3 separate regions of the Homo sapiens genome follow, and regions 2 and 3 are each linked to region 1. A link is a loop called in an ENCODE intact Hi-C map of the cell type or tissue named here. Cell type or tissue: endothelial cell of umbilical vein. All regions are shown on one strand. Links, peaks and the distances in the headings refer to the core of each region. The heading gives the core; the rest is flanking DNA. Region 1 holds the start of LINC02852 (long intergenic non-protein coding RNA 2852). Region 2 holds the start of LOC101927263 (a long non-coding RNA gene). Region 3 has its middle 110 kb from the start of LINC02852.

Region 1 (10,033 bases), core at 4,062-6,561:
AGGCAACAGGTCCATGAAGGTCATGTCTAGGGAGCACGACTGAGTGAATCCACTCAAGAAAGATGATCTCCTACACTTTTCTTTCACATTCGCCAAAATGAGGCTGTAATTGAATGTTTGCATCCCAGGTTTGAAACCTAATCTCAGAACCAAATCTTCCCCCTTTTTACAGGTTCCTGAAAGTCCTCTGGCACCTTCAATTGCCTGTATTCATCATAAGTCTGAAGTCCCTTCTCTTAACGCAGCGAATGCCTCTGCTTCTTAAAGAAGCTAAGCTCATCTCCAACTCAGGGCCTTTGTGTTTGCCATTCCCTCTTCTTGGAATGCCATTCCATGTGATTTTGCCTTCTTGGCTGCTCCTCATCACTCACCTTATTACTTAACCATTACCTCCTTAGGGGGCCTTTCCTACCCACTTCCCAGGGTGCCATATTTCCAGCTTTTACTTTCTTTGCCCTTTCATCATTTAAAATGGCCCAGCACTCTTATTTGTTAAAGTATTTATTCTCTCCCTTTCCTCAATAGAATGTCTTGTGGGGTAAAAGAATAAAGATTTTTCTCTGGCTTTGTTGCTTTGACCTCAGTACATACAACAATGCATGGCACATAGTAGATGCTCAATAAATTTGTATTGAATGAGTGACCCAAGGAACCAGAAAGGTGAAAATTAGGATCTGAAGATACCCTGTTGCTCAGGAGCCACCATTTATTCTCTTTTCTCAACGACATTCTCTTCCTCTATTATTATATTAATCCACCCACAAGGAGAGGAGAGACTTGCATCAATGCAAGAGCAAATTCTCCAAGGCAAGTAATAAATCCCACTGCAGGTTTTGCCCAGTGGATATCAGTTCTGGTAGTGGGAAGCATCACTTTTTCTCTGGGCAAGGTACATATCTATGTGACAGCCTCTGTTTATAATAGCTACCACAGAGACCAGACAGGAGGCATTAAAAATTAAACAAGAGAAGAGTCGATCAGCTTCCAATCTTGGGTTTATAGACAGGAAAATGCTTAATGACAGGTGGTCTCTGTACCAGAGGTGGCCTCTGAGAGACATTTCTCTTGATTTTATTTTTTAATTAACTTTTATTTTCAGTATTTTGTCCCCCTTTTCTGCCCCCGATGGAATAATATTTAAATGATAAAAGGCTCACCGCTGTTTCCAGAGCAGCCCAGATCACCTCTCCACCCAGCTGCAAGGGGAGGGAATCTTTAAAGATCACTCTGTTTTGGAATTCTAATGTTGCCAAGTGGCACACATGGATTCTCATCATATGGCTCCCAACTGCAGTTCTTTAAGCTAAAGAGTGCAGTTCTTCACGCTTCCTTGTGACAGTCTCCTAATTACCCATTCTGAGCCCTCTGAAACAGCATTCCTCCTAGTTAAGGATCTCTGCCATCACCGCAAGACACCAGTGAGTTGACTATATTTTATTCAGCATCTATCCACTGTGCATGAATAGTAAAATAGGCACAGTCTAAGGCTTACTATGTGGCATTAAGATATATTCTGACTCAGAACAGAGTCACTGTTAGATTAAATATAGAATATATATATATGAATACACACATAAACTTTTATTATAATGTAGTCATTAATACTTCCAAGTAAGTCATATCTTACTTTAGTATGAATGCTGCCCTCTCATATCCATGATCTCGTCTGATTTTCACAGTCACCCAGGGAGATAGCAATCGTATTCTACTCATCTTACAGAAGTCAAAGCTAAGGCTCACAGAGGCTGAGTAACTTACCTAAGGTCATATAGCTAATGAGTGCCATAGCTGAGATTTGAACCTAGGCAGTCTGATACCAGAGCTATGCTTCACAACACTGAAATGTACAGGTGTGTCCTGAGGAATGATGAAAGGAGAAAAAAAATAATTTTGGAAGTATAGTAGGAATTAGATTGTGCAGGATCTTAAATGCCATGAGAAGTCATTTGGAGTTTATTTAAGTCACTTAAGGAAATATCAGGGTTTGAATGAAAGGTCTTTGAATAAAAAGACTGACAGTTTTACCCTCCACTTTGTCACTTTATTATAATTAAAATTATATATATATACATATATGTCTGTTATATTTGTGCCACTCTCTTTGCTAGAATGAATCTGTGACATGAACAGAGTCCTTGTGTGACTTATTCATTGCCTACCTACGTCAATGTCTGGCATATATAAGGCACTCAGTATTCATTGAGTGAATGAACCAAGGAAACCATGTCTAAAGCTCCAATGCCATCCCAAGCCTGGACCCCGGGTTCCTTAAACTAAAAGCACACCATTGTCCAACACAGCTGTCCTAGATGTTGAACAGAATGACCCCTTGGACCCAGCCCCATCCGGTTCTGCCCATCCCTCACAACAGACTTGGAATATAAACCTGGCCTCAGGTTTTCTTAGAAGACAAGATGGCCTTGTTCTGGTTTGCTGAATGTAGCATACCACTCTGGATTACCTGATTTGATAGGGACTCTTGTCAAAAGTGGTCACCTTGCCTATCTGCTGTGCAATTTCCCTTTATTATTAAGTGTTGTATCACATAGCTTCATTTGAACAGTAGTAAAAGAGGAGGCAAAAAAAGAAAAGAAAAGAAAAGAAAGAAACCACCCACATGTGAACTCACCCCTCCCTGTTCATTCCGACCTTCGCTTCATTGCCTCCTCCATATCCTCCACTGTTAGTACAGAGCACTTAACCTTCCACGGGGTATTTTTATGCTCCATTTTCTGTGCCATTATGAAGGAGATGAAAGTAAATGGAGTTCTCTTTGGATGGGAGCTGTTATCACCCACTTACGGGCTTTCCCACCCTTCCCACTTCCCAAAGGGGAAACACAGATGCAAAGAGAGTGAAGGTGTTTTCGAATTAAATGCATCTCAGAAAGCCAGGTAGGCAAGAACAAATATGCCTTTTGCTAGGAATGCCAAACTAGTAAAGCACCTCCAATTGATCTGCACGGAAGAGCATTTACTTAGTAACAAAGCAGACCAGTGCAAGACCGGCTAAGCTGTCTTGTTTACTCCCTGCCGGGGTCTTGTGCTTCTCATTTCCAACACTTGTCACACACAACTACTTGTGTAATGTCTGCTTTCAAGGATATTGTTATGATGATCTATTCTCATGTAACTTAGTGGCTGAAAACAATAACAGACATTTGCTTTGCTCACAAATATGCAATTTGGGTCAGGCTCATTAGCAGTAGCACATGACTGTTATACACAGGGCAGCTGTGTTAGCTCCACTGAGGTCTGGAAGTGAGTTATCTATTCCAAGATAACTCACTCACACAGCTGGCAGTCCTTGCTGGGAACTGAGGTGGGGCTGTTGGCCAGAGGGCCTCAGGTCCTCTCCAAATGGGCCTCCCCATGAAGCCCTTTGGCTTCCTCAAAACAGGGTGGCTAATTTGCAAATGCGAGTGTTCAAGACAAGAAGAAGAAGTCATCAATCTCTTAAGGGCTGGTCTGACTGTTAGGAGTGAATTGTGTCCCCTTGAAAAGACATATTGGAATCCTAACTACCAGTACCTCAAAGCATGACCTTATTTGGAAATAGTATCTTTGTAAATATAGTCAAGTTAAGAGGTAGTCATTAGGGTGAGGCCTCATCCGACGTAACTAGTGTCCTTAATACAAAGGGTACATTGTGACAGAGACACAAATGTGCACAAAGAGAAGACAATACAAAGACTCACAAGGAGAATGCCATGCAGAGATCAAGGCCGAGATGGAATGATGCATCTACAAGCCAAAGATGGCCAGCAAACCATCAGGATGTGCGGAGAGGCATTGGACAGAGTCTCTTTCAGAGCCTCAGAAGGGACCAACTCAGCCAACACCTTATCTTGGACTTGCCACCTCCAGAACTGTGAGACAATTAATATTGTTTTTAAGGCCCCCATGTCTATGGTATTTTGCTATGGTAGCTCCAGGAGACTAATATACTGATACCACATCGCTGTTGACCAAAGCAGTCACAGAGCCAGCCCAGAGCATCAAGAAAATTCTTGGCCATCTTTAAGGACCACAGATATGGAAGCAGAGGCCATGGCTATCTTGTTTTTCACTACTTCACCACTGCCTGGTACATGAGTGGTGTACAGTGGATCTTTGTTGAAAGAAAGAAGAGGTTCCTCATTTTTTTTCTGCCTCAAATTGATTTAAACCTAACCTTCCTACTGTAATATTTCTTTCTAAAACATTCTAGTTTTTAGTACACAGACAAAAAAGGTATCATGATGGTTAGTGGCGTATGTTTCACTTCTACATTCTAAATTACAGTATTTCAAAGAAGTGTGTAGCCTACTATCCTCTGAGCCTCCACCTGCTGCCCGTGTACAGGCAAGGAGACTCGGTATGGCTGGAGCCCTAGGAATTGGGAAACTGTCAAAGAATCAGACCAGCACTGTATTTCCAGCCTCTTTTCCCATTAGGGATATACACGGACCTCTGAGTTCATCTGAGAAGCTCTTACTGGAAAGCTGATGCTATGTGCATATGGCTATGCCCAGGAAGATTACATTTGGCCAAGACCTCCTCATGGCAGGACGCAGAAACAGTGTTATGCTCCACAGCTCCCAGAATTACCAAAACAGGAGGAGGAGAAGGAGAAAGAGAACAGAGAAAGAAGGGGAAGAAAAGGAGGAAGAAATGGGAGGACGAGAACAGTTATTATTGATTAAGCCCCTACTATGTACCTGGTACTTTACACATGTTGTTTTATTTAATCGCCACAAAATTTTAATGCCGCAGGTATGAAGCTCCCTGTTGTACACCTGAGAAAACTGAGGCTCATAAATTACTGACTTTGTACCCATATCACACCATTAGAGAATGGTGAGACTGGGATTTAAATTCAGGTTCATAGAACTCTGAAAGCCACGTTTTTCACCATGACGCAGAACCAAGCAGAGTGGAGGGGTCAAGTTTATACCACACAGCCGTGTGCTCACATGGGAAGACCAGAGTCAGGTACCACGGAACGAGTCATTAAAAGTCACCTGCTGGTGTATCAAAAGTGACAGAAAACCTGGGGCTCTGGAATCCCTGTTTTCTATTTTGGAATATCCAGCTCATTCTCCTAATTCAAAGAACAAATTTTCCCAAAAGTGCATGAAATCCCACTGTACAGTTTCATACCAATTCACACACACACTTCCTCACTGAGTGCGATTTTTCTTAAATATACTATTGGCACTTTCTTAATAACTGTGGTCTCTTGGGAAAGTCATGTGAAAAATATCTGTTTCTATTTAAGACAGACAAAGGCAGGAGGAGAAAGGGGGCCCTCTCATCCCAGTGGCGTGCTGCCTTTTCCTGCCCAGCATTTCTTTCCACAACCGTTCGGGCCCGAGACATGTGATTCATTACACTCCCTTTCGCCTTCTCTCCTTGATACTTCAGGCCTGGCAGTTTGGAGGAAGAAGGAAGAGGGAGAGGGAGGGATGGGAGACAGGAGGGTATCGCTGATAAGCACAAAGACCCAGCCAACTCCGGAAGCCCAAGCTGCACACCGCTAAGAGGAGCTGACTTCCAGCAACATGAAAAGATGAGTGAGGAGGCGGCTTACGGGAACTTCCTTTTCTTGTGGTGTGGCCGGGTCATAATGGTGCTGTGGTTACACAGCAAAGGCTCATTAAAACAATAACTAAACCACAAGTGCTATAACTAAGAATTCTCTTTTGCAGCACGCTTTGCTGAAATAGCTGGAGAATGGGTCCCTGTCTCCTGCCACTTACTCGCCCTGCTCCTGGTGTACGGTAAGATTAATTTAGAACAGAAAAGAGGAGCAGAAATCCCTTACATCCTAATATAACTTTCCGGATGACAGTGAAGAGAGGTTCAGGCGCTTACATATTCAAGAAAAAGCATTGTAGATAGATCTTTCTGGATCATAAGGAGGTCTCCATTTAGAGTTAAATTCCACGTTCAGAGTATAATTTTCTTTGGGCACTATAGAAGTGCCGTAGCTCATGCTATCATGAAAGAATGGCTGGCTGCATTTTCAAAATGCTTCCCTAGGTGGTACATGCATTTGAATTAGTGAAAAAGGTAGAAATGAAGAGCCAAAGGCAAGTAATTCAATATAACCAATTGGCATTTTAAAATTTCACATTTCCCTAGCACCTTTTTGCTTAACTCATCTAAAATTCCAAACAGCCTCTCCCAGGACAGATAAAAATAACCCTATAGTTCCAACAATATAAGATTATAGGGGGATTTAATCCTAAATTGTCCATTTCTAAAATGTAAGTATGACCGAACTATAGGTCATTCAAGCTCTTTTTCAATTATCATATAACTGTGTCTGGCAAACATACTTGCTTATTCCCAATCCCCGAATTGCAATGGTTTTCTATTCAGTACCAACTAACATGCAAACTTTCTAGCCTGGCCTTGAAGATTCTTTAAGTTCAGGTTCTGGCCCACCCCAGCTCTCAGCTCTTTTCTCTTACACTTCCCAACAGGCACACCGCATGTGCTAAAGTGGATTTCTCATCCTGCTCCAAGTTAGCCAAGAGCATCTGTACAACCACTGGGAAGTCAACTTCACTTCAGATCTCGCCTGCACCTCTCCACCTTATGGTCTGCCCAGGAGCTAATGGATTTGGAGATGTAGCAGACCTGGAGCTAACTCTATCCTGCCGCTTATTAGTGAGGCAGTCTTGGGCAGAGAGAACACTGACTCAGTTGAAAGTGCTCAGAAAGTCTTGACCTCATAGAATTCTTGCAAGTATTAAATGAGAAAATGAATATAAAAGACTCAGCAGAGCACGTGACATAAAATAAGGACTAAAGAAAGAGAGGATGTTGTTGCTACAAATATTACTACCTCCAGTTGTCAAAATCCTTTCATCATGCCAAAAGTTAATCCAAATGCAACCTCCAAGGTTATTGTATTTGGAAGCGCTCTTTCCCCTCTGAACTGTAGAGCTAAATTGCATAGAGGGGATTTCTCACATGTAGCTATTCCATGTAATTATTTTAATATAATATAAAAATAAGAATGTCTAATACTTATATATGTGTTCATTAGTACTCTAAGCACTTTACATACATTATTTCATTTACTCCCCACAGTACCTCTGTGTGCCTTGTACTGTTATTATCCCCATCTTACAGATGAAGAAACTGATACTGTGAAATCAAGAAATTTGTGCAACATTGCATAGCTAATGAAAGGAGACTCTGGGAGTCAAAGACAAAAAGGCAGGCTCCAAGATCTCTGTTCTTGCTGCTACTTCATCTCTGCTTATATCTTATCAGGGTAAGAGAGGGTGAGTCCTTAAATTTTGTGCACCAGAGCCTCTCCTGTTTTACAGTATTCCTGGTGCTATAATCTTATTGCAATGGAAAGGAAATTGAGTTTAAGGTCATAGACTTGGCCTCAAAGTCCCCTTAGCCTCTTAAATAGCTGTGCAATCTGGGGCAAGTCATTTAATATTTCAAAATCTCCATTTGCACAGCTGGAAAGTGGAAATTCTTAGAAGATTATACGAATAATATATGCATATCAAATGCCTATTAGCCAACGTATGATAGGTACTCTATTAATCCATTTTATTAATACTAGTTTGAAGGTTTTAGGTACCAGGGATCAGATTTTATATATTTTCTTTGTTCCTCTTAACTGAATCTCAGAAAAAAAATTTCACATTTCCTGACACAGAGGAACAGCTCAACATACACATCTGTGGCCTGATTAAGTGAATGTATAAACAAATGCCTGTGTGATATAAGAAAACAATTCTAGAAGAATATAGAAAAAATGTCATATTTGGCTGAGTTTGTACCTGAAAACCTTATTAATGAAACAGCACATTCCTTTATGTTGCAATGACATTTGGAGTCTTCTTTAATACAGCAAGTGCTCTCTTCCACCCTGAGACTGCCCTAGTTTAAGGCCAGGGGACAGTCTGAGGTTGACTCAAAGGCCGACAGCACCACCTACTGAACTGTGACTTCCCACATCCCAGAAAGAGGCCAAAGTGTGAATTGTGTCAAGACCATGCCACAGCCCTTAACTCCAAGCTTAAACAGAGCTTAAGTGAACACGACAGGATTGTGAAAAAGATAATGTCTCTAGGAAAAGGAGGGCTCATTTAATTTGCATGCCTCGCTGTCCTCTGAGGAGCCATCATTTGTGTGTTTTGGTGGCTTTGGGAAGCAGGCAGCCCAGTGGCTCTAATCTCAGCCTCAGCTGGGGACCAAACTAGAGTTCCTGGGAACTCATTTTTCTCATAATTCAGCTGCATTTTACTAAGAATCGTATAATTCTTGTACAAAAGCTGCGGAAGGCTACAGAGCTGTTCTTGCTGGATTTTCCCGTGAAGTATGGCGACATTTAGTTAAAACGTTCAACAGCAGGATAGCCTTGGATGAGGTGATAAAGGTCATCAGCGCCTGGCCTTCTCTCCTTCATGAGTCACTGGCAAACAGCACTGAGTTTTGACTCAGTTTACCTGCTTCCTGCTTTAGCATCTGCTCATTAGTTGAGGGGAATAGTGAAAGAACCCAATGTCTAAATTCCAATCATGTTGGACTTGTTGACACTGAATTGCCTGAGCATCTGACACAGTTCCTGGTGTGTAGTAGATGATGCATAAGTGCTTGGTACATGAATGAATGAAACACACTGGCCCTCTGGCCTGGGAATGGGAACTTCTTCTCTCCCATGCCTGATGTTCAGCTCTGCAACCACAATGCAAGTTCCCTTCCAGAGCCCTCTGGCCTCCTTCATTCAATGCGAACTGTGACTCTGGTGCCCGTCATGTACAATGCATGGGGCACCCAGACAGCAAAACTCTTAATTAAGGAGAGTCCCAACTTGGTTCATCTCACTGATTTGTTTCCAGTGTCCAGAAGGCTGAGAACCACATAGTCAGGTTGTTGGAAAATATTTGTAGAGTGAGTGAATCAAAATACTAGCAAAGGGAGCTCCACAGAAGGAGGAACAAGGGAAAGAAGGGAACAGAAAGACGGGCGGGGGGAGGAGAAAAGGAGAGGAAAGAAGACAGCCCTCCAAGGAGGATGGTGGAAGCACTTATGTTAGAGAAGCAGCTCATACATGTGTCTGCCTCCTCAGCTCAACCAAACAGCAATTCTCATCTCTACCACCGCTGTTACTCCTGCATGCCCAGCCAGCCCTTGCTCCTTCTCCAAAGCTCAGCCAAATATCCATCCTCAGTGGAGAGCCTTGTAGTGTGGGTCGGGGGTCGGGGTACATTCCTTTCCACAGCCCACCCAATGGCTGAGTCCTGCTTTCTAGGGACACACGAGTGTCCATCTTGGAACCCCAAATAAGCTCTGCAGCCGGACTGCATCTTTCTGTCTCTCTTGGTCTGTCTGGCAGCCGGTCTCTTCCTCTTTCTCTGCTTCCCTTTCTGTGGGCCTCTCTGTTTCTTTGCCTGTCTCCATCTCTTTTTCCCTTTGTGCGTTTGTGTCTCTACCTCTCTCTGCATCTATCTGTGTCTCTGTGTCTACTGTTGCTATGTCTGTCAGCTCTGTGTGCCTTTCTCTGCATGTCTCTCTGTCCTCGTGTCTCTTTCTGCCTGTCTCTCTCACTTCTCCCTTGCTCTCTTTGTGCGTACTCACAGTCTCTGTGTGTGTCCTCTTCACTCTCAACAGATTGCTTTGTCTTTGTGTATATTCTAGTGGCATCTGACATAAAAGTGTCCTGTCTTTCCTTCCCATCCCTCTACTCCTGACTGAAATCCTTGGTGGAGGCGCTGTACACCGCTTATTTAAACCACAGAATTGCAGAGTCCTTCGTGCTGACAGCAGCACTTTGGGGGAATATGCCTCACCATCCTCTCAGCTTACATAACCACATGAAGGCCTGAAATAGAATGTTCCAGAAACAGGTTACCTCCTTCCTTTACTTTCCCTGGAAGGTCCAGAGAAGCCATCAGCTCCTCGATGATTTGGAAACTCCCTAAATTGTATATACTAGAATGGCCTCAGTGCTGCAGAGAGAGGGGGGGCCTGAAAGAGGTCATTAGGAAGATTTGGTCCGTGTGCCTCTCTGTGAT
Region 2 (10,033 bases), core at 2,621-5,120, 1.8 Mb before region 1:
CGGCTGCGGAGCCGAGTGTGGGTGGCGGGTGGGGTTGAAGGCGAGTGGGGGAGGCAGGAGGGGATGGAGGGGCGGGGGCGGGAGCCGGGCGTTAAGCCTGGAAGCTTGGCTGTTTACCCAAACGATTTTCCTTTCAGACCCGAGACGCCAATGAGACAAGATCAAACTCCCCTTCTCGTAGTGCGTGTGTGGGGTGTGTGTGTGTGTGTGTGGGTGGGTGGGTGTGTGTCCTCTTCCAGGAGGGGTTTTGTGAATGGGGGCTCCAGGACATCGGCTGGGAGGGACCAGAGGCCAGCCCGGGCACAGCGCCTCCTCCCGGGGACTGGGAGAAGCCGGTCGGAGGGCGCGAGGTCTGAGCGCACCGGAGGGCGCGGCGCCCCAGACACAGTGGTCCGCTGGGAGAGAAGCGAACAACAGGAACACAGGCCACGGAGGGCCAGGGGCCGCGTCCCCAAAGGCCCAGCCAGGAGACACATGGTCGTGTGCAGGAGGGGGAGGGGGAGAATAATAGGAATCACATCCTTCTTCTAGTCCCTTAATTTCCGATCCCTCCAAAGCCACTGGTTTCTTCCCGACTCCCTCGCTCGAGATCTATTAGCTGCAAATTAGGCCAAGGTTTTGGCGATTACGGTGCAATTCAGACCGAGCGACACGCGCCGCCTGGCCTGCGCCTGGGTCTCTCTCTTCGCACTGCAAAATGGTTAGAAACGAAGAGAGGATGGGTAGCCTATATGATAAGGATGGGTAGCCTATATTGATAACACATTGGTCATTTTAAAAAGGGCCCCGGTCGAAGAATATCCATCAGCCTGGGGGATCTGGGGAAGAGGGAAGAGGAGACGAGCAGGCTGAAGTCTGAGCTACGGCACAGCAGGTCACAATAGTCCTGGGCACTACTCCTGCAGCCGCTCTGGGGACGAACCGGGACTAAAATCTCGTTTAAACAACAACAACAGTATTAATATCATTGATAGTAAAAAGAATCAGAAGGCAGCATATTTATTTATTAAGATCATAAATGATTAAAATCTGGTTACATGAACATTGTATGTATAGTTAATGGCACTACCTCCCACAACTCACTGCTCACCGAAGGCCGATTAAAGGCTTAACTAAAGAATTCTTTCTGGAAGAAAAAGGTGTCATTGTGGTGCTCTGACTCAGCCTCTATTGCTTCTTCTGCGTCAGCCTGCCCCTAGGTGCCCCCCACTCTTCCCACACATGCATCCCTTACTGAATGATTCTCTCTTTTTTAACTGACCAACCACCATCTCCCTGTCCAGAATATTCTTATTTAACCAGAATTCCCCTCCTCTAGTGCTGACATGGATGGGGCATATTAGGGACCTGCTAACCCTTCTTCAGGCCTCTGTGTCTCCTGCTCAGGTGTCCCAGGCCTGGAAAACACCCCGAGGGGGGGACTCTAGGGGCCTCTGGCTTTCTCCCGCATGTCAAGGGTGGAGGGCTGCAGCTCCAGGGCTCAGAGGGAGCGAGGCAGCTGATGGGCCTCTGGGTATGAGTGGCGGTGCTTAAGGACCTAGCTAGGCATGTTGTTGGCCTGGAATAAATGTGTGTGAGAGGGGAGATGCTCACGGAGGAAACCGGATGTGCCTAAAAATGATTGACACCGCCAATCTAACACTTATTAAGCGCTTACTATGTGCCAGTCACTGTGTCCACATCTCTGGGGACTCCAAGCCTGAGGACAAACCACTGTGGCCAAGGGTAGGCCTCTGAACCGGGTGGCTGGGCCAGGGCAGGCAGACAGCCAGATAGGTGTCCTTGTGTGGCTGAGGTCAAGGTTTCCGCTTCCCCTTCCGTCCCAGGGTGGAATCCAGGAGCCAGACCAAGGCCTCCTCCCCACCTGCCCGCGGTCGTCCCCTGACAACCAGTCCGTCCAGTGTTGCCACGAGCTGTGCGGACTTCCAGGCCAGAGGAGAGGTCAACAGGTTCTAGCCACGTTCGCTCTTCTTCGCGCTGAAGTCCTTAAACGAACGTAGACTGGGCCGAGAGGGCCGCGGAGGCCAGGCTCGGGCAGATGGGGAGCGCTTAGTGCGCCAAGGCCAAGCCCACAGCCAGGCCAGGAGCCCTGCGTCCTGTGCCTCCTCCCGCTCGGGTCGCGGCAACTCTGCACCAGGCGAGGTGCGCCTCCCTCGCGGTGCCAGAGGGCGCTTGACTGACTCCCGGGCTTCAGCAGCCGAGAAGGCGGCCCCCGGCTTTCGCGGCCTGGTGCGCACCCAGGGCAGGGGCCAGGCGCGGCACTCAGGCCGCCCTCCACGCCCCACCCCCCCGGGGTGTTCTAGCCTCCAGCTCCAGGCCGCCAGAACGGGAGAGTTTTGCTCCATTCTCTGACTCTTCCTCCCATCCCCCTAACGCTGGAGGCTGAGACTCGCTGGTGACCCAGTGCCGTGCCCCGTGAGAGTGGAAAAAAGCAGGCGCTGCTCTCTGTCTGGAGACAAAAGGCCTCTGCGTTCAGGCTCCCTCGGGCCTGGCCACTAGGTCTTTGGCACGGGCTTCCACCTATGCAGAGGAAGCAGGAGCAGGTGAAAGCGGCGATGCAGCGAGGGCTCAGCCAGCGAGTCTTAATTGATCCCAGAAACTGAACACCTCCGAATCCACGGGCATAGCGACCGGGCATCTGCTGCAGAAATACGCAGTCTACCCCCAGCACCCCTCTGCAGCCCTCATCCAGCCATCTTCCTATAAAGGGGCCCCTGGTTGCCAGTTTTTTCCTTCTAGTCTGATTGCAAATCACCTGGCAGCTAGAAACCCTCGCCCCCTGATATCGACCTGCAGAGGTTACTCCTTTCCCTAAAAACGACTCTGGCTTGCTTTCTTCTACTAGCCCCACGGGAGAATTCACTGGTTTTTACATTAAAAAACAGAAACAAAAAAACTTTAAACTCTCTCTGGGTGTCAGATGTGGTTGGAACTCTCCGAGTCTCCTGGTTCACCACACTCTCTGCTGCTCCTGAAAAGCGAGTCCTCTGAAGTAGTCTTTTCCTGCAGTCTATCATTTCGGTATTACAAATAACTACCGTGGAGCGAGAAATACCCCCGGCTTGAGAATATTGATAGATGATAGTGGCGATATTCACAATCGATCCCCTAATAGGCAGACGTCATAAATCATGTTCAACGCCCTGACAGCAGAGTACTTCACTTAATAATATAATTAAGATTAAAACTCGAGAGGTATTGGAGGCAGCGGGTATTGATAGCTTCAAAAATTACATTCTGGATATGACGATGGCACGGAAAAGGACCTTGGGAAACTATAACCCCACTCCCCAAAAGTGGAGTCTTCTGGCTGCCCCTGTCTTGTGCTGAGCCCCTCCCACCCTCCTGTCCCTGCACACACTTTTTTCCCCACCAGTAACCCAAATCTCCCATAGGTCTGAGCAGAGAGTAGGCCCACTCTTTCTCAGAAATGCTATCCAGTAGGATAAGAATTAATAGGGTTCGAATGAGTTTCTTGGATTTAGGAACTGTTTAAAAATTCATTCCTTCAGCCTTGAATATTCAGTTTAAAAAAAAATGTTCAGGAGAGCAAGGAAATGATGCCGTTTTGTTCTTTCAATACAAATAGGTTCCTGAACAAAGTTTTCAAAATTACATATAAATAACTGAATATATGGAGATATGCCAGTCCACTTCATCCCCGAAACTTAACTGCCTGTACACCTTCCCAGAACCTCGGGCCTCAGGACAAAACCCCAAACTTCACATTAAGAGTAAAAGCAGAGTGGTCAGATCCCCTGCAGCAGTGATAGTCTGCTCTTTGCTTCATGAGTAGAACTGATGATAAGTCCGGCTGAAATTATTTCAGAGTGGAATATTAATCAAATCAATCAGAGCTGACAAATGAGAAATACTTGAAAGTCAGTGGTAATTTACAACTTTGTTATTGGTTAAAAATCTTTTGCCTTGTAACAGTAATTAATAATGCTTAGAAAAGAACGATTTGGAAATCCCCTTCTCATTCTTTTTATTTTTCTCTGGCTCTTAAAGAAGGAAAGAGAGAAAGGAAGCAAATGAGTGATCAGTAGAAACAGGAAAAACACTGAGTCGTTTGTGGGGAGAACAAAACTGGAAAATATAAAAGAAAGGGAAAAAAGATTAACCCCATGGGAGGCCATCAGGAAATAAAGAAAATACAGGAGGAGGGGTAGTAAATCAGAAAATGAATTCTGTAACCATACCCCATGAGCAGGCTGGCTAAAGGTTGAATTTCAAATGGCCCAGAAACCCCATCAAAATGAACAGTGCTGCTAAAATATCTTGAAAGTAGCTCAGCTCTGAATCCAGGCAGAGCTCAGGGCATTGTCTGTTTTGTTGTTGTTAACAATGTATTTCTTTATGGCCCAGGAGCAGCCGTGTGCAGGCTTTCCCAAATTCAATCCCTGGAGACCAGACTGGCTTTCATGTTTCTGGTGTTAACTCTTCTTTTGGTCATAGCCAATCCCCCCACCCACCCGTCTTACATTGATTATTAGATTGTCTCAGCCCCACCTAAAAAACACACCCAAATAATGACTTGTTGAAGAACTATAAATCTTTTCGGCCTCTGAGTTTGGAAAACCATTTCAGTGAAAAGGCTTTGCTGTGAAATGCTAAAGAAATTCCTAACCTTCTGCTCACTGAGGAAGAGCTGCTACTTTTATTTGCTGAGCTTTAATTTGTTGGATGGGGAAATTTTTCAGGTTGGTAAAAAAGGATGGAGGGGAAAAAACAACTTTTGCAAACTTTATCTGGTCTGTATTATAAGCCCCAGTTTTGTCTCACTGAACCCAAGCTGGGTCTACAAAAAGTAGCTAGAGATTGAGATTTATTGGTCTCTAAATGAAAAGATTCATTTGATATAAGAGGTTAACTCAAAGTTCCTACACCGTGACTAGCTTCAGCAAATGCCTTTGTTGGGTCAGCACAAAAGCAGTTCAAAGAAATCTTAAAAACACACCGAGATATAGACACACAAACACATTGTCCCACTTAAGCCACAAATGCAATTCTCTTTTCTTTGTCATTTTTTTTCTGTCATTACAAACCTCCAGCTTCTTCCTAAATGGCTGGGATGGTCTCCCCCAACCCATCAAACTTTGCCATTTTGTATCTTTTGCTTTTGCTAGAACTCAATGAAAGAATGAGGGGGTATGAGAAAGTAAAAGGGGGGAAGTGAACTAATTTGGATAAAGCAGAACACTTTGTAAATGAGGTGCATTGAGGCTAGAGAGATACAGATGGAGGAGAGGGGCTCTAGGATTAAAAATAGGCATACTGGTTGGAAACTGATGAAATGGGTTTTCAGCGATCAGTCTATGGATTCAATAGGAACCTGGCAGAATGTAAGGTTGTGATGAGGAGACCACGAGTGAGAGTGAATTCGTCAGAAAGAGTGAGAAGGGAGAAAATAGCAGCAAGGACCTGAGATCCCTTGCAAGGAGCAGACTATGGAGATGCTAATGAGGGAAAATTAACCTTCGGGTTGGGTCTGTGACATGGGCCTTCCACTGAATGTCTGATCCAGGGGCTGCCAGCAGCTTCCCTCTGCACCAGCGAAATGAGATAATCGCTCTGAAACCTCCCAACCTTGGTGCAAGCAAGCTCTGAGACTGTTGTGGGGAGCAGAATGTAACTAACAGCTCCTTCCAAAGAGACAAACAAATAGCAACTAGGACCACAACCAGGCGCCAGAGCAAACCTGCAGTTGTGGGTACATTTGTTCAACTCCAGAGCCCCTCTAGGCTGGCACATTGAAGGAAGGGAGGAGCAGGTATGGAAAACGAAAAAATATCTTCATCTCTGTTTGTTCCAGTCTGTCGCCAAAGGCCCTGGATAACCGGGCCTCAGTGAGGCAACACAAGGGATAAATGGATTTTATCTCCAGGAGCGTGGCCACTGGGCCAGGGGATTATTGCTTAGCCAGAGAAAATGTAGTGGGGAGGGGAATAAAGAAAAGAGAGAAGTTGAGGAGGACAGACACAAAAACAAACAAACAAAAAAAATTCAAAGGGAAATTCTGAAAGTGGTTTCCTGTCACATACACTGAGACATTAAAACACACACACACACACACACACACACACACGGATTTTATTAAACAAACAAGCCAACAACCAAACGCACATCAAAACTACATTTGCTCCTGCTGTCATAGGAAAAGAGGGTTTGGAATGATTGTAGGGTTCTGGTAGGAACCCTTCTGGCCTTTACTACTATCAGTACCTCCCCATCCCCTCACCCCCCGCCCCAGCATTTTCATAAACGCTCTGAAGTCCCCGCTGGAGAAGGGGCCGCACTAGAGGCTGCAAGCAAGGGGAGGACTCCCTGTTGGAGGCGAAGGGGTCATGTTTCCAAGTAGAGACATCAGCAAACCACAATCTTAGTGACAGTGACAGCGCAAAATTATGTTTAATGTTGCAAGGGGGAAAGGGGAAATATAAAATTAGCGCAAAGAAAATGTTTCCCAGACCTTCCTCACAATTAGGGCATACGGATGGGCACAACGGCGGGGTCGACAGTGGGGATGGTGGGGCCTAGCCGGGCGACCGTGTTGGGTGGAGGCAAAGGCCGGAGTCCTCACTCCCCAGGAGGAAAAGGAAAGCTTCTGGAGAGAGATTAATGACACTCCGCCCAATCACTTCACTGGGTTCGGAACCTTTTTTGCAGAAGAGGGGATGTTCTAGATTTCCCATCCTGGCGGAGATGACAGTTCAACGACCGGCCTACTCAGTCCCAAAGCCACAGGGCGTTTTAATTAGTGATGAGGCTGGTGGAGGGGCTGGCGGAGCCTGGAAGGCGGAGAAGGAAATGCGGAGGGGGAGACGCACAGCCCCAGACCCCTCCCCCTCCTCGCCGGAGCCTCGGGAGCTGTAGGCAGAGGATGCTGAAGCGAAGTAAGAATTACTTAATAAATTAGCTGCCCCTCTTTAGAACTTGCTGTCAGCCCCGCCTCGGCAGCCGCACGTAGGCGAGCGAGACCCCACTGCCTTCTCACTACGCCCCTGGATCTCCATAGGCGCACCCCCACCCCCAACCAGGGTCTTGGACAGGCAGACAGCCGACAGCCCAAGGGATTGGCCCAGAGAGGGCCAGGGAGGTGGGAACGGTGGCATTTTCAAGGAGGAAGCAGTTTCTGTTCAGTGCGGGAGATTATTTCCTCAGCTGCTTATTTAAAGAGACAGAGATGAGAGAGAGAGAAAGAGAGGTTGATTCCCTTCTTGTTGTGGTTATAAAAAATTTAATTTTGCCTTTGTCTAGAAAGCACTGTATTATTGTGATTATTAAACAACATCGTTTCCCTTCTCACTGCCAGGCAAGGGAAGGGGGAAGAAAGAGAGAGGATTAAGGAACATTTATTTAAAAAATAATACATATTACAAATAAGTGTATTTTTAAAAACTAAACCAGGCAGATAAAGGCAGATGAGAAACTGCAATGAGAGAAAGGGGCGGGGGGAGAAAATCGTTTGATTATTTAAAGGCTAATCTAGGCAGAAGAATCAGAAAAAAGAAACTTGGGAAAATAAGGCAGCTGCCATTTCCTACGTGTTAGCTACATGACTTGAAAAAAAATAGGAAAAGAAGCTATTCTTAGGTATAGCCAGGGTTGTAGTTTTATACTTTGATTTTAGCAACAAGTATGAAAAGATCTAAACTAATTGATTGCTGAGTTCCTTGGCCCTTTTCCAAAGAGCAATATAGATTTAATTGTATGTTGCTTAAAACTCCATTTCTCGAACAGTGTGAAGCATGTAATAAAAGTCATAAACCGTATCGGAGATTTTTTTTCCCCCACAAGCATAAATACCCAACTGACACTTGGAAATCTTAGCTAATACTCCTTATGGGTTAAAACAAAACAACAAAAAACAACAACAAAAAAGGCATCTGTGAGGGGGAGCCACATAATAAAATCCAAACTGTTAATCCATTTTAACTCATTCAAAAGAACCTGCAGTTGCGGATGGGTGTTTTGCAGAGGCGGGGCTGGGGTGAAGATACCCCACATCAGACACCTGATCTGCTCAAATTCGGTCCATCTAAACCACTCTCCCCTAAAGGAAAGAAGTCTGGCCTACAAAAAGACACCAGAAATATCTCCACCAGAGAAAATGGATCTGAAAGTTGCAGCCGAACTGCCTGGCCAGAACTCTCTGGCCAAGAGACAGGGAAGCCACTCCGCGGCTTTCGCTCTCCGCTGCCCCTAGCCTGGCATCCCCCAAGGAAAGAGACCGGCCTGGAGAGGCCGTGGGAGCGCTCCAAAGCGGCGCGGCAAAATCCACCCCTCTCCCCCTCCTAGGCAGCTCCCCCTTTCCCATTGTCCTCCGTTATCCCTGACCCCCAGTTGCTGTTGGGGTCCAAAACCACCCGCGGCTCCCCCTCGGCCAGCTGTATGCTGCAGAAGCGAAGAGTCCCGGCCACGCCTGCGATTTGGTCGGAGATCTGCCGCTGCAGCCAAGTTCGCGGCCGCCATCAAGCTGGCGGCTGCGCGCGTCTCGGGCCGTGCCCTGGCGTGGCCACGCGGGCCGGCTGCAGGCGGAGATCTGTAAAAATCCACGTGAGCCGCCCCCTCCTCCTGCTGCCCGCGGCCCCTGACACTGCAGCATTGAAGCCTGCCCGGAGGTCCCCGAGGTCTCCGAGTGTGACAGTACTCAGCATAGCGGGTAGATGGCACAATTTTCTAACATTTAGAGAGAGGAACCCACGCTGGGAGCAATAAGTCCATTTAAAAGCCCTTTATTTAAAAGGAACAAAGATAACTGACAAGCGAAGTACAGAGACATCTCAATGAAATTTCCAAAGAAGAAAGAGAAATCAGAGGCTAAAGCAAATGCGAACTGGGCTTGATGGAACAGGCCAGCACTTTCCTCCCCCTCAAAAGGAGAGCAGATAAAAGACAAAAAGAAAGAGGTGGTGGTCATTGGGTCTGTGCGGTAAGGATCACAGACCAAACCAAATTCTAAAAGTCCACAGCCACTAAACTTTAAAATGGCCGGGTGGCCTCGGTGGGGGAAGGTGAAGGAGAAGCTAGATCAGTTTGGGGGAAAGAGATATGGAAGTTTTGCCCCTGCCTTGGAGGCTCTTCCCCAACCTTTGATAACAGGTATCTCTGCTTTGGCTTGGGGTCTAGGGAGCCCCAGGAGGATGGGCAGGCAAGGCATTCGTTCTGGGCACATCTGAGCCCTTCCAAGGGGCTGGGCACCACAGGCTTCTGTCCTACAGCCACGTTTCCTACAATGGGGCCCAGGGCTGGGCCGAGTCAGCCACGATCCCAGACACTAAGATTTGGTCAAAAGCAGGGCACTTAAGCTCACACTCAGAGACTTGGGTACAATTGTGCCCCTTCCAAACTAAGAAGGGCACGATGGCACCCACTGATGTCTCCTGGCAACGCCAAGACAGCCCACACTTCATCTTGTGCTCTGGCACCGCCACCACCCTCTCCCTCCCCACCAAACCTACACGCCAGATCGATCCCCCTTGCCAGGAGAGCCTCAAGCTGAGAGGAGGAAACAGAGGAGGGGGCGAGAGGCCAAGGGATCCGTGAGGCCACCTCTCTGGTCATCCGGGCCGGCCTCTGGCCCCCAGCGACCCTGGCCAAGCAGGACCAGCGGTGGGAAGGGGCACGGCAGCTATCGTCCGCAGGGGGTCAAATGATTGCATTTGGGTGGGTGCTCGCCGACATATTTGCTGAGTAAACCTCCCTCGCTGGGCTGAAGGCGAATCCCCGTTGATAAATCCATCATTACCGTTCGGATTCAGGGAGGCAGCCGCGCCACTAAATTCATCTTACATTCGTAGCGCTTTAATAGACATTTATGAAATGCTTTTAGAGAGAGGCATGGGGTGCGTGATTACATCCTAGTTATAGACAGAACATAAAGACCCACGTTAACACCCATTTGCAGGAAGGAAGGAAAAGGTGGGGAGGGGGTGGTAAGGCAGAGAGATGAAGTGAGGAGAGGCAAGGAGAGATGGGGCGGGCAGGGGCACGGTGTCTAGGCGTTATTAACGAGGGCTGCCTGGCGGGA
Region 3 (10,033 bases), core at 4,360-6,859, 120 kb before region 1:
CATTCAGCTCTAACGTTCTATGAATACTTTCGCTGATGTCAGTTAAGCAAAGATTGGCAGGCTCTGCCTTAGAACTCTGGTGTCATCCTTAGCACCCCCCCTTGCCTCATGGGACCATGTTATTCATATCAAAGTGGAGTCTATGGGCACCACATGTGGAGGTGCTGAAGACGTTTAGGGATTAAAAGCATCGGATGATGTCAGGGCAAAGGAGGGAGTGAGGAGAAATGAGGCGAGCAGGGAAGTGGTTTGTAGATCAGTAACTATGAGACGAGGTTATAAATGCTACATAGGGTGTTATGAGGACACCGAGAAGGGAGAAGTCATTCTGCCTGAGAGTCAGAGAGGGGAAAACAGAAAAAGCTACAGAGGGGAGGGAATAGTTAGCAGGATCATGTTTCTAGATAGAAGCAAAAGGATGAGTGGAAGTGAAGCAGTGCAATGATTGATACACAAACAACACCTATGAACTTCTTTTATTCTTCAGTTCACATTAAGAAGAGTCACCTCTGAAGGGCGAAATACTTTAGGTATATGCACATGAAAACAAAAATCAGAAATATCCCCTAATCTCCTACATAGTCTATGTTGAAAATAATAAATATCAAAAAAGACATATTCATAAAATGGACTCTGGGGAACAGTAAGACTCTTATCAAATGAAAGATCAGTCAAGTTCAGTTTAATTTCAGAGGTGGGAACATGGATTTATCCATCTAAGAAAATTTTTTTATAATAATGGCAGCAGACAAAAGGAAGTTTTTTGATAATCAATTAACAACAACAACAAAATCTCAATTTACCTAGAGAGCCCCATGTCCTAAAAATTTTGGTTAATGGACATTTTCTCTCTGTGTAAGGTGTCTTAGTCAGTTTGGGCTGCTATAACAAAACTAGCATAGATTGGGTGGCTCAAACAACAGACATTTATTTCTGAAGTTTCTGGAGGCTGGAAGTCCAAAGTTGAGGTGCCAGCAGGGTCAGATGTTGAGTGAGGCCTGCTTCCTGGCTTGCAGATGGCCCCTCTTCTTGTTGGAACCTCACATGGCAGAGAGCAGGAAGATCTCTGGGATCTGTTTAATAAAGGCAGTAATCCCATTTATAAGGGTTCCATCCTTATGACTTAATTCTCTCCCAAAGGCTCCACTGCCTAATACGATCACCACTGGGGGTTAGGATTTCAACATATGAATTTTGGGGGTATGGTGGAATACAAACATGCAGTCCATTACGTAAGGATACAAAATGATTTCCAGTAAGAAAATTCACAGAGTTGTAAAATTATATCTATCACTTAATTATATGTGAATTTTATGAGATAGATTTTACTACTGTTTTCTACCTTAGTGTGAAACACTCTCTTGTTCTGAAAGCCTTTGACAGATTTTTTTTTCCCCTGGAAGCTGTAGGGATATGCGATTCTATAATAGAAACAGAAACTGGAAGCATCATGGCCAGTCAGGCTGGGATGCTGGCTGGGCCAGGTGCCACTGGGTTCAAGTTCAAGAGGCCAAAGCCGGGGTAGGAGCCGGAGGATATGGGGGGCAGTGGGGATTAAGCAAGAGCTGAGTCTGTGAGGAACACAGAGGGTGATCATCAGGTGCACATGTCAATCACCGAGTCTAGCCACGGTAATGAGGATGGAAATGGGAACAGGACTGGCTGCTGGTGAGAACTCTGGCCCTGGCATTAGCCTTCCTGGAATTGAATCCCAGGTTAGCTCATATGAGTGGTACAACTTTGTGCAAATTCGTTAATCTTCATAAAGCTGAGTGTATTAGTCCATTCTTGCATTCCTATAAAGTAATACCTGAGGCTGGGTAATTTATAAAGAAATGAGGTTTAATTAGCTAACAGTTCTACAGGCTGTACAGGAAACATGGCTGTGAGGCCTCTGGAAACTTACAATCATGCTGGAAGGTAAAGGGGAAGCAGACATCTCTTAGTTACATGGCCAGAGCAGGAGGGAGAGAGAGAAGGGGGAGGGTGCTACACACTTTAAACAACCAGATCTCAGATAATTCACTACCATGAGAATAGCACCAAAGGGGAAATCTGCCCCCATGATCCAATCACCTCCAACCAGATCCCACCTCCAGCACTGGGGATTGCAATTCTACGTGAGATTAGGGCAGGGACACAGACCCAAACTGTATCACTCAATTTCCTCACATGTAAAACGAGAAAAACAATGGTGCCTACCTTACAAGTTTTTGGGGAGATTAAACGAGAAGCATGTTATATATTTAGCTCAGCGTCCAGCACATAGTGAGTGTGTAATAAATATTAGTGGTCATCACTAATAAAAGGGACAGAGAGTCAAGCGTCTAAAGGAAGATTAGCCTAGAAAGGAAGAGGGGATGGGCATAAGGGTAGGATTGTGCCAGGAAAATTTTAGGCAATTGTATCAAGGAGTATGGAGACACACATAGCAGTCCCATTTATCCATCAACTCCCTTGCCATAACAATGATGATAACAATAGCTAACATATTGTAACCTCTACTATGTGCCAAGTACTGTTCCCAGTACTCTAGATGTATTAATTCATTAAATCCTCACAGCAACTTATGAAGTAGGTACAAACTAGCAGTAATGTTATTCATTAAACTGCAGTACGAGTCTGGTTCATACAGTAAGAAGGCTTCTGAGATAATATTGTTCAATTATTACCTTCATTTACACATGTATTTTTTAATCTGGTACCTTAAAAAAATCACCTTGGGATGGAGACTGTGAAGAGGTCAACTTAAAGTTCACTTAAACCACTTGATATTTAAAAAAGAAAAATAAAATACTAGAAACTTTCCAAAAATAAGCCTCTCCCTGTTAAGTGGTCTCAAGCTGAGAGGCAATGAGGCTTCTGACTTAGTAGGTGAACTGGACAAAACATAGATATCACAGCTGAATCTGGATACATCAAGTTCTGTTCCTTGGACCCTGTGATGTTTGCCAGCCTGGGCATTTTATTTCATCTGATGTAGCTGCCAGAGTTGCCCAGGAATCAATGCCAAGGCAAAGAGAAAGCTTTTAACTGAGATTTGTTGAAATTCTGTCACAAGGTCCCATAAACAATTCCTGTCTCCTTCCTGTATCCTGTTATAAATTGTAATCTATATTTTACCTACTGTACAAATATCATTATTCTTTTGTATAATATTCTCAACATCTTCACTTGATTGCTTTTAAATACTTTCCAGCTTATTATTATGCCTTATCTGTTTTCTGATTTTACTTGTTTGTTCTGGTGTCACCTTCCCCTTTCAGGAATCAGATGACCTCTTGAGTCTTTGAGCCACCTCCCTCTCAATACCCAGGAGCTGATATCTCAGCCAGGTTCCTTTTTCAATAAGAGAAGAATGTGAAATTGTTCTAGGTTATTTTTAAGATTCCAATGAAAATCAAGTAACAATAAAAACCAAAAAACACCTACTTGATAATGGTGATACATTTGACTTAAAGATTCTATGGTCTTTTATCAATTTTGAAAATAACCCCATTGTTTGGGGAGGCAAATCATAATTCTGACATTACACTCTTTTATAAAAGTAAGAATAACAATTATACTTTTGCAGACATGAAACTGGCTAAATATGTGGCAGAATAAGAAGGGATTCAGTTCTTTCTGACTTATATGTTCAGATTTTATACTTGAAATCCTTTCCCCAGTCTTTCCAATGCCTCCCTTTTTTATTCAGCAATATGCTAAAGTATTGGTCTCAAATTAAATGACAATTAGGATGTATCTTTCAGGACCCTAAGCTATCTGGATGAAAAATGAATCATCTCAGTGTATTGTCTAAATGATTCCTAACACGGAAATGGTTGGAAACAACCCTGATGTTTGGCGTCATAGAAACAAAACAACCAGTTGATGATTGAATTGTTCACTTTAAGATGCGATGTTTTGGCATAGCAGGAACCCTCAAGAATTGTACCTATTGCCACTATAATATAAAACTCACTCACTATTGTATCTATTTCTCTCTTTCTGTCCTCCTGAGATACATACACACACAAATCATCACATTCAATTTTTACCTAACTTAAGAGAAGCAGTCATTATTTGTTGGTTTCAGGGATGCATTGTGGTGATGATCCCTTAGAAAATTCTGAGATAGAAGCTATGGGAGACTCTTATCTGCTGTTGAGGGTTGGGTAATCCCATTCCACTTCACATTTATGCCTTGAAAGATCCCAAAGCACATCAAATGGTGCCTTCAGTCCTGCAAAAGATGCAATTGAAATGGGGCAAAGACTGATCACTGTGCACTAGCACAGCCCCAGGCCTTTATCCAGGCGGTACCCTCCTCCGGGGACATCGTTTACCCTTATCCACCTCATTGATGCTTCACTTCTTCCCTAAAGACTCAGCCTCAGTGAGCCTATGAAACCTCCATGAAGTCTGTCACTGTGTCAGCGGGCTATCTCTACTTGCCCATAACTCCCTGGTGAGACCCCTGTGTTGTTTTGAAATTCACTATTGCCTCTCCTAGACTTGTGAGCAAGTCGATTTGTGAGCAGAGGTTGTGTCTTACCATCTGTGTAGTCTCCGAAATTTGCCCGATGCTTGACAACTTGTCTGTCTTCATGCTTCCTAAAGGACTGCTTCCCTATCCTCAAGCTAGCACACTTTCTTCCTGATAAATCTCAGCAGTGGAAGAGAAATTTTGTGAGTACGTGTTTCTGTAAACTATACACACTCCAGCAAGACCCCTTGGTGTTCTCACCAAGTCCCTGGTTCTGTAATGAGCGCTTCAATTCTTAGAGGTAAGAGCTCACTAAAATGACTGAAGGTGGTATGGCCGGAGGAAGTTGGGACCACAGCTGCCGAAATAGTTAAGAAGTAAGGGAAGTTCTGGCTGAATTGCAGATCTACATCTCCCTTTCGGTATCCCCTAGGAAGGGTTTTCACAACATTTTTTATGCACTCAGTCAACAAATAATTTGAGGGAGGGCCCACCGTGTGCTAGGCAACTGGGCCAGGCATGGAGAGGCCAATGGTGGGCAAAACCGAAAGAAGATCACAGTCTTTATTTCGTAATAAAGTGCAAAAATGAATATCACAACTGGGGCAAGCTCTGCAGAGAAAAGGGGGCAGTGCAAGGGGAGCAGTGAGGGGAGCATGCTTTGAGCTGAAAAGGTGGTGTCGGAGCACAGCACTGAAGATGGGAAGGGGCACACTGGGGAAAAGAGTGGCCTGCCATCCTGCTGCAGGGGCAAAGGGAGGGACGTAGGGGAAGGTCCAATGTGAACTCGAGAGGAAGGGCTGAGGAAATGAGGAGAATTCGTGGGAAATCTGTTTGGAAACCATAACAAGCCTGAACCTCTGTCCTTCAGCAGAAGGAAACCTACAGTGGGGAGTCCTGGCTTTAAAATACCTTAGGACAAAACTGGCCACACGGGAGACACCCTATAAATATGTATTAATAGTTAGCCTCCACTTAAAACTGTTCCAAACAACTCCTTCAGCCCAAGTTCCCATGAAAGGTTGGAAAGGGGGTGAGTTTGGTAGGGGAGACTGCTGAAGCCTTCTGCTGGTAACACAAAGTAACACAAAGTCCTGCACCTTTTACTTCAATACTTGAACTTGCATAAAAGGAGCTCACAGGGTAAAGTTCAAATCCAAGCTGGCTCAGAAGATAGCATGAAACAAGGACCATACTTTGGAAAGAGCATACTCTGAAGAAAGGATGTGGGTAGCTTCTGTCGGCGTGACTGGGATCTGGTCAGGGTTCCAAAATGTTCGCATCCTGCACAGACCGCTGTCCGCTTGGAAACAAAGCCAGGTTGTTGCTTTAATGGCCTTTTCCGTTTCTCTCTCCACAAAGATGAAAGTTTATTAGAGGTGCATTCCAATCTTATTAAACACCAAGTGGCCCCCATCAGAAATCTCAGGAAATGAGGGACATAGCATCCAACACAATACAAATTCTTTTGTGTTTCTTCTTCTGCGAAGGGTGTGTTAGGCCTTCAAAAAGGGGCTGAGACAGCTTTAATAAGAAGAAGGAAAAAAAATGAAAGGAGAAGGGAAGAAAGGTGCCTCAGTTGTCTCGGCAGCTGATCAACAAAGGAGCAGTCGTCAGCTGTAACCTCTTGGAGCCACAGTCTGAAGCATGACACATGTCAGCCTATGATAAATGGTGCAGAGTGTGTGCAATTTCAAGCGCAATGCCCTTGAGATGCGCGGGACCCCAATCGCAAATGTTATTGTTAAATTAAACCTTAAAGGAAGGATTGGAAAGGGGTGGGGGCTGGGGGGGTGGCATACACACATGCGCACGTGGGCACACACACGCAAGGAGGAAAAGAGGAGATAAAAGGCAAGGTGAAGAAATAAAACTATATTTTTCACCTAAAAAATTTTAAAATACCATGAAAACGGTTCATAATATGAGCATTCTGTTTGTTTTTGCCTCATGCAGTATTCTCAATTACTCTGATTGGCGCTAAGTTACACCCTCTGGTGTTATGTGCTTGTTCTGTTCTTTTTTCCAATCTTTGGTCATCTTGCAGAACTAGCCATCATCCTGTTTTAGAGTTCTGTATGTGTAGCTACATATGGCATATGTGAGTGTGTGTGTTAGGGAGTGTGTTTATCTCATACTAAAGTCTGAAAATTTCCCTCTCCCACCCACCCTCTATTGACACAGCTCCAATGCCCAAACTAACTAATTTAATTCAGGAACCATTAGATGGAATGGTATAAGGCAAAGGAGGGGAAAATGTGTTCTTAAAAGGGGCCATGAGTCTGAGGACTATTTAGCTACAAAGGCTCAAAGTAACCAGGGATATGAGTGATATGAAAAATTAGCTAGAGAGGTAACAATGGAAAAATCCACAAAAGGAAATCAACATAGGAATAGCAGACATTGAGTTAAGTTGTTTTCATGGAGAATGAGGAGTAAAAAGACACAGAGAATAATTGTCTGAGCATCTTTATCATGTGACCATACCTGCCAATCACAATCCAGGATTTCCCTCGTAGACTGAGGTATCGTTATTGGTCTAGAAGCGATGGAAGCAAAGGCATTGGCTAGTGATGAGAGGCACACAATTGTGTCCTGGGTAGAGTCCATGCTCAAAGAATTTATTTACTTTTTCTCTCCTCATAACACATTTAGATGAAAGAATGTTTAATAGAGGGGAAAAACCCAAATTACGAAAGCAAGGGCACCCAAGGCTTGTTTTGTGCATTTTGGCCAGGGTTGCTTAGCATCTTGGAAAACTAGACTCCTTTTTTGGGCTTTTGGAAAAGTTCACCCAGGTTTCTTGTTATTAAAGAAAATAAACATCAGACAAAACAGGACTTTATCAAAACTATAAATAATTCAATGCAGATGGATTTAAAAATCAAGCAGATTTTCAGAGTGTGGAGCGCCGTAGGGTTTGGGTGGAAACAGAGAGGAATATAAACAACAACAAAAAAAGAAATGAAATTATGAACTTGTTGAAGAAAATAAATAGACACATAAAACTAATTGGAAAGAAAATAAAGAAGGAACATTCTAAACCAAGGCACACATCCCAGAGTTCTATGTAGTGGCCGGTTCCTGCATCCACTGACTAACAGCATCTCCCCTGCTGCTGTTGAAGGCAGCACCAGAGCAAAAAGAAACAGGACCCCTCATTTTATGTCAGAGAGAATGAAGTCCAGTAAGGTTGGCCCTGGCTCAAGTTAGTGTCAAAACTGCAATTAGAACCCAGTGGTCCAGGCTCCTAGTCTAGTCGTTTTTTTCCACCACAGGGTGCCATGAGAGGTGGTAACCTCTACGGGACATCTCAATGAAACACAAAACTCAACTCACTCTGAACCCAGTACTCTGCATAGTTTCAATGTTGCAACTCCTTTACTCCCCAAAAACAACAGTATGGGAAATTCCAGAAGCCAAAGAAACTGAATCATGCATTTCATCAATACCTCTGGAAAGAATCAAAGGGGAACCTGGTCATCTGATGATCTCAGAAAATGTTATAATTCTTTGAGTTGAGAGGAGAGGTCGCACACCTTGATTTACACAAAACAAAATCAGCAGCCACAAGGGTGACAATTTCCTCATCAAACCACCTCAAATCTCTTTTGCAGGAAGGAAGAGAATAAGGAAAGGTGACCAGTGAAGCTCCCAGGTGAAACAGGAGGTAGCTTCCAATTGCTTCCTCATTAGTTGATGTCTCAAACGTGTTTCGCTGCTGGGCATCTCCTTGCCTTCCTGGCACTAGCCCTTGCAGATATAGAACGCTTACTGACAGTTCTTTATTGATTTATTAAAGGTTGATTCATCAAGTCTCACGTTGAGTTAAGTGTGCCAGGTAACAGCAAAAAAGAAACATTTTTTTTTTTTTCTGGGCAGTATTAATACAGCCACAGTGGAGGTCATGAAGTGGATGCAAACTAGTTTGCAAAATATGCAGAACCAGTTCTTAACCAGTTAACCAACATTTTCCACCCATCTGCTGCAGGAACATTGCTTTGGTAGCTTCTAGCAATGAGAAAAAAAAAAAAAGTTGGGGAGAGCCTGCTCTGTATCACACAGCTATGGCTAGTGGTTACATGGTTCGAACATGTATATGAGGGCCCTCCGCTGTTTATCATCATGGTTTTTCAAAGATGTGATCATTCTGAGTTAGCAACTGAAGCAAGAGGTGTCAACTGGAACTATCACACCATCTCCTTCCCTCCCTTGGAAAGTCACAGGTTCAAACGTTACCTGTTTGATTACCTCTCACCGTGATGTAATCAACAATATTCTGAGAGTTGCATTTGCATCTTTAAAGGGGCAATATAAGACTTTCTTCTATCAGGTTAACCCTTTCATTTTAACTTATTTCATATACAAGTAATTTCTTTTCTAGTATCATAAGGGTAGGCCTCCTAAATATTGTTGATACAAAAACAGTAGAGTCCACATCATTATTCCTATTCATACAGCGTATTTGTCTCATCCCCTTCCTTGGGAGCTGCTCAGCATCCTGCATCTGGAATCTCAGATTCCAATCACTCAGGAAAGCTGGTGTCTTGGGAGGGCATCCTTTCTTCAGTAAAAGACTAGGTAATTGCTACTAGAGTGTTTTTAAATTATACATTTGCAATCAAGCTCCAATTTCAAATAACCCCCACTAGCAGCCCTACCTTAAAACAATTTAGAAAGCCTGGTATTGCTGACATGTGTATGCATTGTTTGAAAGAGGAGGAGTTAAGGGGACTTCACCAAAAGCAGCTTTTACATGGTCATGACTTGAATATCATCCACCCTGAGTGAAGAGCATCCATTTTAAAATTTAAAAAATGATTTATTTTTGTCCTGTTTTCTTGAATCTATTTCTTAGCTCCAGCTCTTCATGTGCGTTGCCAACATTGCTAAGTAAATCTAAGGCCAATCCACACTCTACCCACTGAAATCTTCAGCCCCATAAAACTTCCCTCTCTTAGGATAATGAGAACTCAGGCCAGCAAGTAAAACAATCAGCTCTGGCAGATAGGAAAGCTGTTCAGAGTGTCCTTCTCACTGGGTCTCCAGGCTTGAGGCTCACTACTTGATTGTTATTCTTATTTCCTGTAGGTTAATTCCCCTAATTTTCAGCACTGTCCACATAGGACCTTTGTTCTCTAGTTTTTACAACCTCAACGTCTACTAATATATATTACCAACTCTATTCTCTGGTCATAGGAAACTTTTGTCTTTACTATTGCTATGATCTGTCTAGGCCCTATTTCCCAGCACTGGTGGTTTTTACTGGAATAACTCTTCTTCTTTTCTGCTCCTCTTATATCAGGAGAAACTCAAGTTATCTGTAAAGAATCTCCAAGACAGTGTGAGCTTTTGAGTTGTGACTAAATGCTTCCTTACATTCTCCTTCTCTCCCACAAAATTTATTGAGCATCTATTATGTTCTACACATAAAGCTGGGTACTGATTATATTAGCTAGTAAACGTTGGGACCCTTATTCCCAAGGAGACTGCAGTTATCTTTCCTTCTCTTCCTTCTTCCATATTGCCATTGCACTTGGACCATACCAGATCAAATTGAAGCTA

What was found. Hi-C counts contacts between places; a loop is a spot of excess contacts. Peaks named below come from ENCODE experiments on the same cell type or tissue, not always from the same donor. Only the 100,000 strongest peaks of a DNase experiment are listed, where the experiment ranks them.
Region 2: a loop joins it to region 1, with 8 times the contacts of the local background. A loop is called at or near these places in 3 of 110 quality-filtered maps.
Region 3: it touches region 1 in a loop (7-fold over the local background); 2 of 110 quality-filtered maps call a loop at or near these places.

What each region holds. Positions count from the first base shown.
Region 1 is chr15:94,580,482-94,590,514 of GRCh38, reverse strand. It overlaps LINC02852 (long intergenic non-protein coding RNA 2852), which reads left to right and starts at 1,259. Exons shown (of 3, transcript XR_932641.4): 1 at 1,259-1,418; 2 at 5,690-5,761; 3 at 6,470-7,003. In endothelial cell of umbilical vein, for the core only: no CTCF peak of the experiment used is centred there; a DNase peak (open chromatin) is centred at 5,404; H3K27ac peaks cover 1,979 bases.
Region 2 is chr15:96,344,337-96,354,369 of GRCh38, reverse strand. LOC101927263 (a long non-coding RNA gene) reads right to left here and starts at 3,017. Exons shown (of 5, transcript XR_007064788.1): 1 at 2,960-3,017; 2 at 2,375-2,862; 3 at 1-591. It overlaps SCDAL (stem cell derived angiogenic lncRNA), which reads right to left. Exons shown (of 2, transcript NR_198964.1): 2 at 8,726-9,805. RefSeq lists an enhancer at 1-118. In endothelial cell of umbilical vein, for the core only: no CTCF peak of the experiment used is centred there; DNase peaks (open chromatin) are centred at 2,749, 3,939, 4,729, 4,989 and 2 weaker places; H3K4me3 peaks cover 47 bases; H3K27ac peaks cover 2,500 bases.
Region 3 is chr15:94,697,580-94,707,612 of GRCh38, reverse strand. No RefSeq gene overlaps it. Among named protein-coding and RNA genes, the nearest start is that of LINC02852, 110 kb to the right of the region's middle. In endothelial cell of umbilical vein, for the core only: no CTCF peak of the experiment used is centred there; a DNase peak (open chromatin) is centred at 5,842; H3K27ac peaks cover 2,500 bases.